Regions from separate parts of the Homo sapiens genome. Here region 1 is linked to region 2. The links are chromatin contacts, found by Hi-C or POLR2A ChIA-PET in ENCODE. All regions are on one chromosome and are shown on one strand. Each heading gives the region's core, a stretch centred on a gene start or an enhancer-like site at or near the end of the contact. The rest is flanking DNA. Distances are from core to core; before and after follow the strand shown.

Region 1 (2,979 bases), core at 188-2,687, 54 kb after region 2:
ATCACTTAAAAGAATTTCAACACTAAACCACTTGAGCCAGGCCACCGGGAGGCTGCAAAACATCAAGGTCAGCCCTGAAAGAAAAGATTTCACAGGGACCCATGACTTGATTTTCCTCTTTTGTTTCTCATTGCCCTGGGGTCAACCTCTTTGAGGTCACTAAGTGCAGGAAGTGTCAGTGGCAGAGTACATAGGAATTTCTCCTGGCTCTGAGTCTTGCAGGACCTCAGCACACTGGAAAGACAGTTACAGGAGGAATGACTATAAATGAATAAATCTGGAATTCTGAATATACCAGACAAAAGCAGCTAACTCAAGAGGGTCACCAGATGAAAAACAAAACAACTTATTTTTGAATTTCAGAAAAACAACAAGTTTCAGCTATATTTGAATTTCAGATAAACGACAAATGTTTTTAGCATATGTCCCAAATATGATGTACTTTTAAAAAATCATTTATTTGTCTGAAATTCAAATTTAATTGAGCATCCCATATTTTAATTTACTAAACTTGGCAACTTTATCCTCATTTTTTTTTAAGAGACAGGGTCTCACCCTGTCACCCAGGCTGGAGCGCAGTGGTGAAATCATAGCTCACTGAACCTCAAACTCCTGGCCTCAAACCTCCCAGATTGCTGGGATTAGAGGCGTAAGCCACAGTTCCTGGCCCAAATTATTTCTTTTAAACTGTTCCTTGGAAATGGTTTTTACAAGATGAGGAACATTCCTTCCACTAGCCTCTATGGAGTTAAAGCTTCAGCCTTGATTTAATGACTTACTGCACACACACACACACGCACACACTCCAAAAACAAAAACCAAAACCCTAACTTGCACAACTCCTATTCTGTGAAGACATTGTCTCACTCCAGAATGGGTCTTCCCAGGCTTCAAGATCCACCAAAGAGAATGGACTTCCAAAAAATTATTTTACTAAGGTACATAAGAAGAAAGCACCTTTTCAAAAATTCATTTTGGCATCAAGAATGTATGCTTTTTCCATGGTGGTTTGGGAATCATTACTTTAGAGATTTCATGACAAAGAGATGAGGCTAATTTATTATTAGTGTTGGTAAAGTTTAGTGAAAACTGAATTCTAAGAGAAAGATTGGAAAAGAAAACCAAAATAAGGACTAGTACTAAAATAAAGAATTGACCACATTTTTTAAGGAAGTTCAAAGAAAATATTTGCAGAATACTTAAAGTGCCTCCATGGATGGAGCCTTGTGGGAACAGCATTTGAAAACACTTGCTGGCTATTCTTTAGGCCTTTGCTAGCAGTGCATTTCTGCGATTCTAGTTACTCTTTAGTAGAATGTCTCCATATTTAACCCAGGCTATGGAGAGAAAGGACATGGTTCTCTGGATGCCTACTCAATCTCAGAAAGCACAGGCCAGTAAGCCTCAACCAGGCTGAGTTCACTAGAGCCCCTTCTGACCTTGAAGAGTTCCTCCCTACAATGTAAATAACCCCATGTTTTCTCTTCTTGCATAAAAAAAAAGTATACACAGACAAATCTTCAAGCACCAATTTCCTCACTGAGATCATGCCCCTATTACAACGGAAGTGTTTTGCTGAGAGCTATTCATAGTAATTTCCGTTGGTAGTGATATACCCTCTGTTTCTGGTAAGTGCAAGGAAATCCACCAGCCTCTTCCTAGCAACCCCTTACTACTCACATAAGAAAGTGACCTACAGAAATAGGGATGGCCACCCATAAGGTAAGAAGGTGGGTCAAGAGTCCAAGAAATAGGAAGAAGCTGGGGTGATTTTGCTTTATTCTCCTGTAACCTCATCACCACATTTTTGTGTATGAGAAGCGAAGTAGAAAGGCACCCCATGGTCTCCTTCTGCCTTCACAACAATCTAAATCCTCCCTCTTCAGGCAGAGGGGATTTTAAATTAAAAGAGGCTTAAGGGTCACAACAACCAAATAAAACGAGTAGACCATTTTTGGCTCTAATTTAGCATAACACCAAAAAAGAAACGTTAAGACAGTCAGAGAAATATGAACTTGGTATTAAATAAGTAATATTCAAGAATTATTATTAGTTTTGTTAGGTGTGACTGTTATAAAATTGTCCTTTTTTTAGATGCATGCTAGAGTATTTAAGGGTGAGAAACGCCATTCGTCTACTTCAAAGAGTATGTTAGAAATTTTTTGTAGTTTTTATTTTATAAAAAAGAAGAGAGGTAGAAAATGAGTATGGCAAAATGTTGAAAGTCACTGAAGCTCATCTCTAAAATGGAAATACAGTTCACTCTTGAACAACGTGGGTTTGAACTGCACAGGTCCACTTACACACGGAGTTTCTTCTGCCTCTGCCATTCCCGATATGGCAAGACCAACCCCTACTCTTCTTCCTCCTCAGCCTACTCAACATGAAGACAACAAGGGTGAAGACCTGTATGATGATCCACTTCCACTTAATAAATAGTAGATATATTTCCTCTTCCTTGTGATTTTCTTAATAACATTTTCTTTTCTCTGGCTTACTATATTGTAATATTACAGTATATAATACATATAATATACAAAATATGTGTTAATCAACTGTTTATGTTAAATCGGTAAGGCTTCCAGTCAATAGTAGGCTATTAGTAGTTAAGTTTTTGAGGTGTCAAAATTTATATATGGATTTCAACCACACAGGTCAGCGGCCCCAACCCCTGTGTTGTTCAGCGGTCAACTGTAGTAAGATTTACCTTGTTGGACCGTTATTAAGATTAATGAGTTCATAAATGTATTTAGAGTAGTGCCTGACATATAGTAATCATTCAATAAATGTTAGCCATTATCATCGTTAAATAATTTCTGAAAGCATGAAGGTACTCTACAACATCATCTAGTCCAACTCCTTTATTTAGTAGAAGAAACACTTAAGGTAAAAAATGTTTTGTTTTGTTTTAAATGTCACAATGTTAGGTAAGTCAGAGCAGGTTCGAATTCAGCTTTCCCAGAACCCAGGCCAAAGGCC
Region 2 (2,753 bases), core at 18-2,517:
TTTTCTGACTTTCCTCTCAAAATTACAAAGAAGCATACTTTAAAACCATCCAAGTCCATGGTTTCCTTTATTCTTTCATTTAGAATCCTAGCTCTACACATTCAGAAACTATGACATGATTTTAAAATGCTACATGAATATATATATATGCATATATATGAGTATGTGTATATTTATATATTTTTTTTAATTCCAAACACATTTTAAGAGATCCCAGAGGCAAAAGACACACTGTATCATGTTTATTAAGACAGAAAGAAAAGTCTTCACGATTGCATATGTCAAATAAGTAAGTATTGACTTATGCTTAGCCAAAGCTAAAGACAAGCCAAGATACACTGGGAAACTGCAGAGGATTTTCCTCTTATCAAGCAGATACAGATACAATCCTATCCAGATACAGAATGAAACTTCAAATATGTAATTATGTTTGAAGAACTGAGAGAACAAAATGCCCCAGATACCTAAAAGAACCATCTATGCTTATTATCTGAGTTTCCCATCTGATTCTTCCCTCTAATTCGATCCATTTTTGCCCATCACCATTAAACTGTGACTCTGACCAGACAGGAGATAGGGTATAAAGACCATGCCCTCTCTCATTTTCCACCCTCTGATCTCCAGCTTATGCTTCCCGTTGGCAAAGGAATCTGGCTAATGAGATGCAGAAAGGTTAGCCTCCCAGAGCAAAGAAGGTGAAGCAGTGTGCAGAGTAGACTTTGTGGGCAAATAGAGAAGAGCTAACACATATCCCTGCCAATGCTTCATAGAATTGTGGAGCTGATAAAATAAGATGATACACATGAAGGTGTCCAGCATAATGCCTGCTACACAGAAAGCACTCAGTATACATGAGTTTCCATTCCCCCTAGCCTTGCAGGGCTTTCATGCCACCAAGCGTAAATTGAGGGAGTGGAATTCACAGGGAGCTATATGGTTCCTTCAAACTCTGATTTCTACAACTATGTCCCAACTCCTCTTTTATAAAATAAAACCCTCATCTTGAGAAACTTTATCCGGTAGCTCATCAAGAGTCTTCATTTTGCTGTTTAAGAGCATTGAGAAACCATCCTCCAAATACGGTTTTTCTCCAGACTTAACAGAAAGCATATCTTTAGAAACCAAGAGGGAAAAATTAGGATTGTGGTAGATATACAGATAATTCAGCAAAAATATCCAGATGAAAAGTATTGCTCAAAAAATCTTTCCCCATTCCACCTAAGCCTCCCTTGCCCTTAGCAATGTGTCTTAACTTTAATGCACTAACATAAGCTAAATAACACAATGACTGAATCACAATGATTCATCCTAAGTGCATGGACATGTATCTAGAATAGCATGATTACATTTATTCTAGTCAAATAATTTGAGATCAGAAAACTAAAAGGGAGAGCAAGTTCAAATGCTGATGAGTAGGATGAAAAGCAGAAGACACAAAAAGAAAAGGTTTTTTTTTTTTTTGAGACTGAGTCTTGCTCTGTTGCCCAGGCTGGAGTGCAGTGGCGCCATCTTGGCTCACTGCAAGCTCCGCCTCCCGGGTTCACGACATTCTCCTGCCTCAGCCTCCCTAGTAGCTGGGACTATAGGCGCCCGCCACGACACCTGGCTAATTTTTTGTATTTTTAGTAGAGACGGAGTTTCACCGTGTTAGCCAGGATGGTCTCGATCTCCTGACCTCATGATCCACCGGCCTCGGCCTCTCAAAGTGCTGGGATTACAGGTGTGAGTCATCGCACCCGGCCGAGAAAAGTTTTTATCCTGAGCTTTGATTGAGAGATATTTTTTCCCAAATCAGATTTTTCCTCCTCTGTATATTTGTGCTTCATTCTTAAACTGTCCTGAATGGTCTTTTGAGACATGTTTGTTCTCATAGTTCACAATGTTAACCAAGCATACTTCTTTGCAAATGCTGTTCCTTCTGGAAAATGCTCACTCTCTTCAACACCCCACTCCTGCCACTCCCCCAAATACCCACAAATCTAGCTGTCTTACTTGTTCAAAGCTCTGCTGAAACATCGTCTTATCAGATAGGTCTTTCCTGACCAGTTTATCCAAATAATAGTTCCACCCCATCACTCTCTTTCTCTCTGACCTTAATTTTTCCCAGAAGCATTTATTACCCATGACATATTATGTATTTTTATTTGTCTGTTTCTAACTAATTAAGTCCCCATGAAATCAGAGACTATGGCTATTTAGTTCCTAATAGCCTATACCAGTTTCGATAAATGACGAATATGCAAAAAGCATTCGTTCTTGGCTGAAGATAGGCAACGGATACAATGGACAAAGGATTCTGTACTTTGGGTTGCAAAGTAACTACAAGACATGTGATTTATTTTATCTTTAACACATTCACACCTAAATCTACATATCCAAATTTGTATTGTCCTGTTGAAGGTCTTCCTCTTTGGTATCTATTCACTTACTCTCGTTAAGCTGCCATTACTTACAATTTCTTGGAGTTCCATTTCATTATTGACATCAGCTCAAATTATTTTGAGTAGCCTCAGCTGTAGCAAATATAGATGAATCTAATTTTCTTAAATAACCCCAAATCACTCAGAATAAGGAATGGCAAGTGGAGTGAATAAGCAGGCTGAGTGATACCAGTTGTGGTCAAATATTAAGGATGACTATAAGGTAGTAAGAGCTCAGTTATTCAGAAACTGGACTAAAGAGAATCACCCACACAAAATGAGTCACCAGTGTTTTTGCACAGGGGCCAAATCATCACAATAAATGCACCATCT

What was found. Hi-C counts contacts between places; a loop is a spot of excess contacts on that map. ChIA-PET counts read pairs that join two places held with the same protein, here RNA polymerase II (POLR2A). Pooled maps may share reads with other maps.
Region 1: a pooled map shows a loop between it and region 2 (2.0-fold over the local background). The contact joins two enhancer-like sites. A Hi-C loop is called at or near these places in 7 of 168 maps with a recorded cell type or tissue (Right ventricle myocardium inferior, cardiac septum, endothelial cell of hepatic sinusoid and 4 more) and 3 of 50 pooled maps. POLR2A ChIA-PET finds 5 or more read pairs at or near these places in 2 of 52 experiments (BJ and MCF 10A).

What each region holds. Positions count from the first base shown.
Region 1 is chr5:33,363,039-33,366,017 of GRCh38, forward strand. No RefSeq gene overlaps it. Among named protein-coding and RNA genes, the nearest start is that of TARS1-DT, 76 kb to the right of the region's middle. RefSeq lists an enhancer at 1-378. Within about 2 kb of position 1,438, at least 7 of the 41 ENCODE cell types and tissues checked have a DNase peak (open chromatin) inside an H3K27ac peak, as active enhancers do.
Region 2 is chr5:33,309,449-33,312,201 of GRCh38, forward strand. No RefSeq gene overlaps it. Among named protein-coding and RNA genes, the nearest start is that of LINC02160, 81 kb to the left of the region's middle. RefSeq lists an enhancer at 2,426-2,753. Within about 2 kb of position 1,268, at least 3 of the 41 ENCODE cell types and tissues checked have a DNase peak (open chromatin) inside an H3K27ac peak, as active enhancers do.